Regions from separate parts of the Homo sapiens genome. Here region 2 is linked to region 1. A link is a loop called in an ENCODE intact Hi-C map of the cell type or tissue named here. Cell type or tissue: heart left ventricle. All regions are shown on one strand.

Region 1 (2,500 bases):
GGTCTGGCCAAGGTGGATATTTCCTGGTAGTTAAGGCATGGAGTATTGACGTGATTCTATACTTGTCTGCGGCAATGCCTGCACCCTTTCTAGCTACATGGCTATGGCAAAGAGGCATCAGGCTCGCTTCCCCAAGGGTAACAGAAAGGAATCTGTCTTCCACTCAATTACTGACTGCTTAGAGCACTTAAAATGAGCAAAACACCCAATCTCTTTCCCTGTTTCTGCCGCACTATTGCCGCTCTTCTCTGCCGGCCCACGGATCAGAACTGTACCTGGTTCTACAGGAGAGAAGAGAGGCAGGATAACCAATGGCTTCAACACCCTTGCAGTTAGTGTAGACACTCAGGTCAGCTCCTTCCCCGCGGCAGATTCCTCAGACTTAGGAAATAAACAGTGAGGGTGACTAAGAAATGTTGCTTTCAGGTCTCCCTCTGAGTCCTCTGCACCTATGTAGTTTTCAAAAATATTTTTATTTAGAGAGCTCATCTTTTCTTTTTAAAACATTTTAATTTAAAGAATTTCAAATACACAAAATTAGGCAGAATAAACTATTTTCATTTTTTTGGTTCCATGATTCTGTTTTTATTCTGTTATTGACATTATTTTTTGTGTTCCATTATTTCACATAATAAACTCTAATCAGAATTTGAAACATTCTTCCAGATATCCTTAAATAAAAATTCAAATTAAAAAAAGAGTTCTAATTTCAGATCTACCTACCCTATGTCTACTTGGAGAATTATGAATTAACATAGATGTTGAAATCTCTACTAGATACTTCATGAGAATTGCAGCAACATAAACGAAAGTAATAGGGCCTTTTTCTCCTGTTTTTCTTCAAAAGAACACTGACTCAGTACCCACCAAAGGCAGGCAGGCTCCTGTGAAGATGGGTGGTTAATTCCATCTTCCAGGTGAGTAGGATTAAAGGAGAGAGACTAAGCATGACCCACACAGCTGGTACCAGGCTGAATACCATCTGAACTCAGGTCTTTCTCACTTTGAAGTCTGTGAATTTACACTTCCATACACAGGAAGCTTCACTGCAGTAAGACTCATAAATGCATAAACAGAAAGGCTCTGTCTCACCCCTTGCTCCTCACCAGGATCATAGAATGGCAGACTTCACCTGGGAGAGAAGCCCTCATCTCCAGCACCCCCACTGTATGGATGAGGGCATAGAGGCCTGGAGATAGAAAATAACTTCCCAATGTCATTCCAGCTGGTGAACTGCAGGGCCAGGAATAAAATCACATAGTATATCTCTGGGGCAGTATCCTCTATATACTACCTTATCTCTGGGTGTGATAGTTCTAATACTCTTCTTGTTTCAGTCCTTTGCTTAGTAACATGTTAGAACATCCAAAGGCTAACAGCATTTGGGAAGCTCTTGTAACAGCAGGACGCACGCACCAAAGTCACAGACAAAGTCATTCAAGCACTCCTTGCTGTGCCCCTGAAGCGTATCACAAGAGCACATGCCCTTCCTAGAGGCTGCCAGCAGCATGTGCTGTGTTACCGACAAGCAAGAAAACCGAAGTCACATTTCAGGTGACTGCAATAATTATCTACCTAGCTTTCACTTAACTAAAAATGCAAGAGTCAGAGAACTCCAAACAGAAGGCACACAGAGGTGGTGCCCATATGCTACCACACCTATCCGGTTCACATGGCTACGAGATGAGGACTCCTGTCACCAATGAGAATGCGTATTTCCAATATTTACAATTTTGATTTTTATGTTCACAATAACCCTATGACATAGAGCAGGTTGACAATTATCTATTGACTGGTTTTATATTTTTCACCATGCTAATTATAATGCCCAGACAAGCTGAATAAATAATGTATTCACCATGTGCCAGAAACTATAAGAGATACAAACCAGAAATATAAGAAATAGTCCTTGTCCTCTAGGAGTTTACACTCTGATTGAAGACACATGACCACATACACACAGCATAAATCTCATTAAGAGAATGAGGCAAGGCAGCCAGAACTTTTCACAGAAGAGATGCAGGCCTGTTCCCAGTCTGTCTTTAACCTCTGAAATGTGCTCCTCAGGTCCTGAATTCCTTGGAGGGGTGGGGAGACATGCAGAGCCCACCTGACAGCAGAAGACCTAAAGGACTCTTTCTAACACGCAGCAGAGAACAACTACATGCCTTTCTGGTGCACTGAAACACAAGGGCATGTAGAGTAGCATATCTTTAAAATGCTGTGTGCAGCCTGAGATAAATACCAACTTTTCTTCACCAAAAGATTGAGATTAGTATCTATTTCTTAAAGACAGAGTACCAAAACTAGGTTTTTCAGAGTGATTATACATTCCAACCAATGTACCACCTTCAGGCTTTCTTCAAGCTTTCTCATTCATTGTTGTGACACAGACAAGTTTCTATCGCTTTTTGTTCACTGTTAACTAACATGTCTCATCTTTTTCAAAAGTCCATAATCAGCTGGGCATGGTGGCACATGTCTATAACCCCAGCTACTT
Region 2 (2,500 bases), 100 kb before region 1:
TTTACTAGTGTCAAACACGATGTTGGGGAAATATTAGCTAATGAGGCTTAAATGGTACTTTCATGGAGCTTAAATTGTAGTGTAGAATTCGGGGAGAACACCTCCTCCCCCCACCACAACCTCTTTATTTTAGAAATGAGCATTTATAACAATATAAACCACATTATATAAGCACCACAGTTCTCAGCAGAGGAGCTTATTCTTACTATACGTTACCCAAGTCCTGCTATATCTTTCTCTCCCCAAAGAACTGAGAAACCCATATACCTAGCAAAGAATTACCCTTCTTCTAATTCTACCATGCTCCTACTGAACTCCTAAGACCCTAGTATTTGAAAAGGCAGTTTATCTGATGAATTCTCCAAGGGCTATTCCTAGTTCTCTCAGTTTTACTAAGTTTTCCTACATTCTGTTTTCCTGAACTCTTTCTGTCCCAAGACATAACTGTCCATTGCATTTATTTTCATTTTATCTTATTTTATTTTACTTTTATGAGACAGAGTCTCATTCTGTTTCCTACGCCAGGGTGCAGTGGTATGATCTCGGCTCACTGCAACCTTTGCCTTTCAGGTTCAGCCAATTCCTGTGCCTCAGCCTCCCAAGTAGCTGGGATTACAAGGCGTATGCCACCATGCCCGGCTAATTTTTGTATTCTTCGTAGAGACGAGGTTTCGCCATGTTGGCTAGGCTGGTCTCGAACTTCTGACCTCAAGTGATCCACCCGCCACAGCCTCCCAAAGTGCTGAAATTACAGGCGTGAGCCACTGTGCCTGGTCCATTTTAATTTTATTTTCTCTCTCTGACATTCTAGGGCACTGGTATCCTTGCTCAGTGGGTTCACCTCTCAGCAAAACTTCCTAGTAGCACACAAGTTGCCATATATACGCTTCCATTTAGCCAACAAACCTAATCCATAGTTTTAAAAAACACTAAGCACAGATACACAGAATGCAGCATTTTTATTTCCACTGAATAGAGTCACATGCAAATGTATAGGATGGGAAGTGGGATAAGCGGGTAGAAGTTAAACCTTTTTTTTTTTTTTGGCCCAAATCAAATATAGTCCTAAAAAATTTTCATACTCTCGAAGTCTAAAAACAAAGTAGATAACTTAGGTCTCGAATTCAGGTTTGAGTTTTACTTAAAAGGGTCATATTCACCACACTGTCTTGCAACACTAAACTAGCTGGGAAAATCCGGGGGCATGGAAGAAAAAATAATTAGGGGCATGGTAGAAAAAATAACTAGATTACCTAGAGTTCTCGTGTCTTTCAGTTCATGTCATTTTAAAATTCTGCCACTAGATGGCAATAAAAAGACTGTCCTTTTCATTACAGGTCTCATGGTTCCATATTACATGACTTCTGGAAAAGGTGATTTGGTTGATATGAAAGAGAAAAATCAAGACTCAGAAAAAGGTAGAATGGTGAGGAGTGGAGGGAGACAGAGAAAAACAACTGAGAAAAGGAAGAAGACAGAAAAATGGAGGGAAGGTGAGAGAAAAAAGGTGTTAGAACTGAGGGGGTTACTTTGAAAGGGAGGTGCAGAAAGGGCAAGGAAAAGGGAAGGGGCTGAGTGAAAGCAAGGAGAGATGCAGTGGGGTCTCTCTGAAACTTTTTGGACAGGAACCACAGTAAGAAATACGTATTTCAGCATGACTAGTATATATACACACCCCCTGCCCGCAGTACCACATTTGCATATATGTAAACAAGTTAATGAACAAAAGTTTCATGGAATAATATTTATTTGGGTGACACTCTCAGATACTTTTCAACCTACTCCATTCTATTTCATTTCTTTAAAATCACTCATTGTGAGCTACTAAACTGATATCCAACCAGAAATGACCCCCAGTGTGATAATCATTTTAGTCTACTGTAAACTAGAGCTGGCTTTTAAAAAGAATTTCTCTTTTAAGTGCCACAGCTAGGACTGGGAGATATTCCTGGCTTTGTAAATTGCCCATAAAACATTTGTTGAATAAATGAACTAATTATTAAAAGAAAAAAAAAAAGGTGAAGCTGCTTGGTCTTGAAAAACACATACAATTGGCCAATGATCAAAGTAGCATTTCCCCTACATAAAGGTGGCTGGAGAAAGAATTGAGTATGTGATTATCACCCAGTAAATTGGTAGCTCTTTTTTATTTATTGGATAGAAAGACAAATATCAATTAGTTGTTTTCTAAAGAATACAAAGCAGAATACCCAGTTAATCAAATTTCCCCATTAACAAAGGAAAACAGGCAGAGTGAAAGAGCTGAGAAAATAGTAACATAGTCTGGAACAGAAAAAGAATTATTAAGGGAGTAAGAAAAAAACAGGGAACAGAAACCACAGCCACAGAGTTGTAAATTATTAAAAAGCCAATTTAAAACCGTGCTGGTAATGATTCTAAGACTAAGTTTCCCTCTTGAATCTCATATTCTTCCTTCTTTCATTTGTTCCTACTAATGAAAAGGTGTTTACTTACTAAATATGTTTTCACATATGTATGT

The links. A loop is a pair of places that touch in the nucleus more often than their neighbours do. Peaks named below come from ENCODE experiments on the same cell type or tissue, not always from the same donor. Only the 100,000 strongest peaks of a DNase experiment are listed, where the experiment ranks them.
Region 2: a loop joins it to region 1, with 1.9 times the contacts of the local background. A loop is called at or near these places in 3 of 110 quality-filtered maps.

What each region holds. Positions count from the first base shown.
Region 1 is chr13:73,938,815-73,941,314 of GRCh38, forward strand. The region is part of intron 3 of KLF12 (KLF transcription factor 12); the gene reads right to left. Among named protein-coding and RNA genes, the nearest start is that of KLF12, 190 kb to the right of the region's middle. In heart left ventricle, a CTCF peak has its summit at 1,516; no DNase peak of the experiment used is centred here; H3K27ac peaks cover 1,352 bases.
Region 2 is chr13:73,834,036-73,836,535 of GRCh38, forward strand. The region is part of intron 4 of KLF12 (KLF transcription factor 12); the gene reads right to left. Among named protein-coding and RNA genes, the nearest start is that of LINC00393, 170 kb to the left of the region's middle. In heart left ventricle, a CTCF peak has its summit at 1,297 (motif pointing right); no DNase peak of the experiment used is centred here.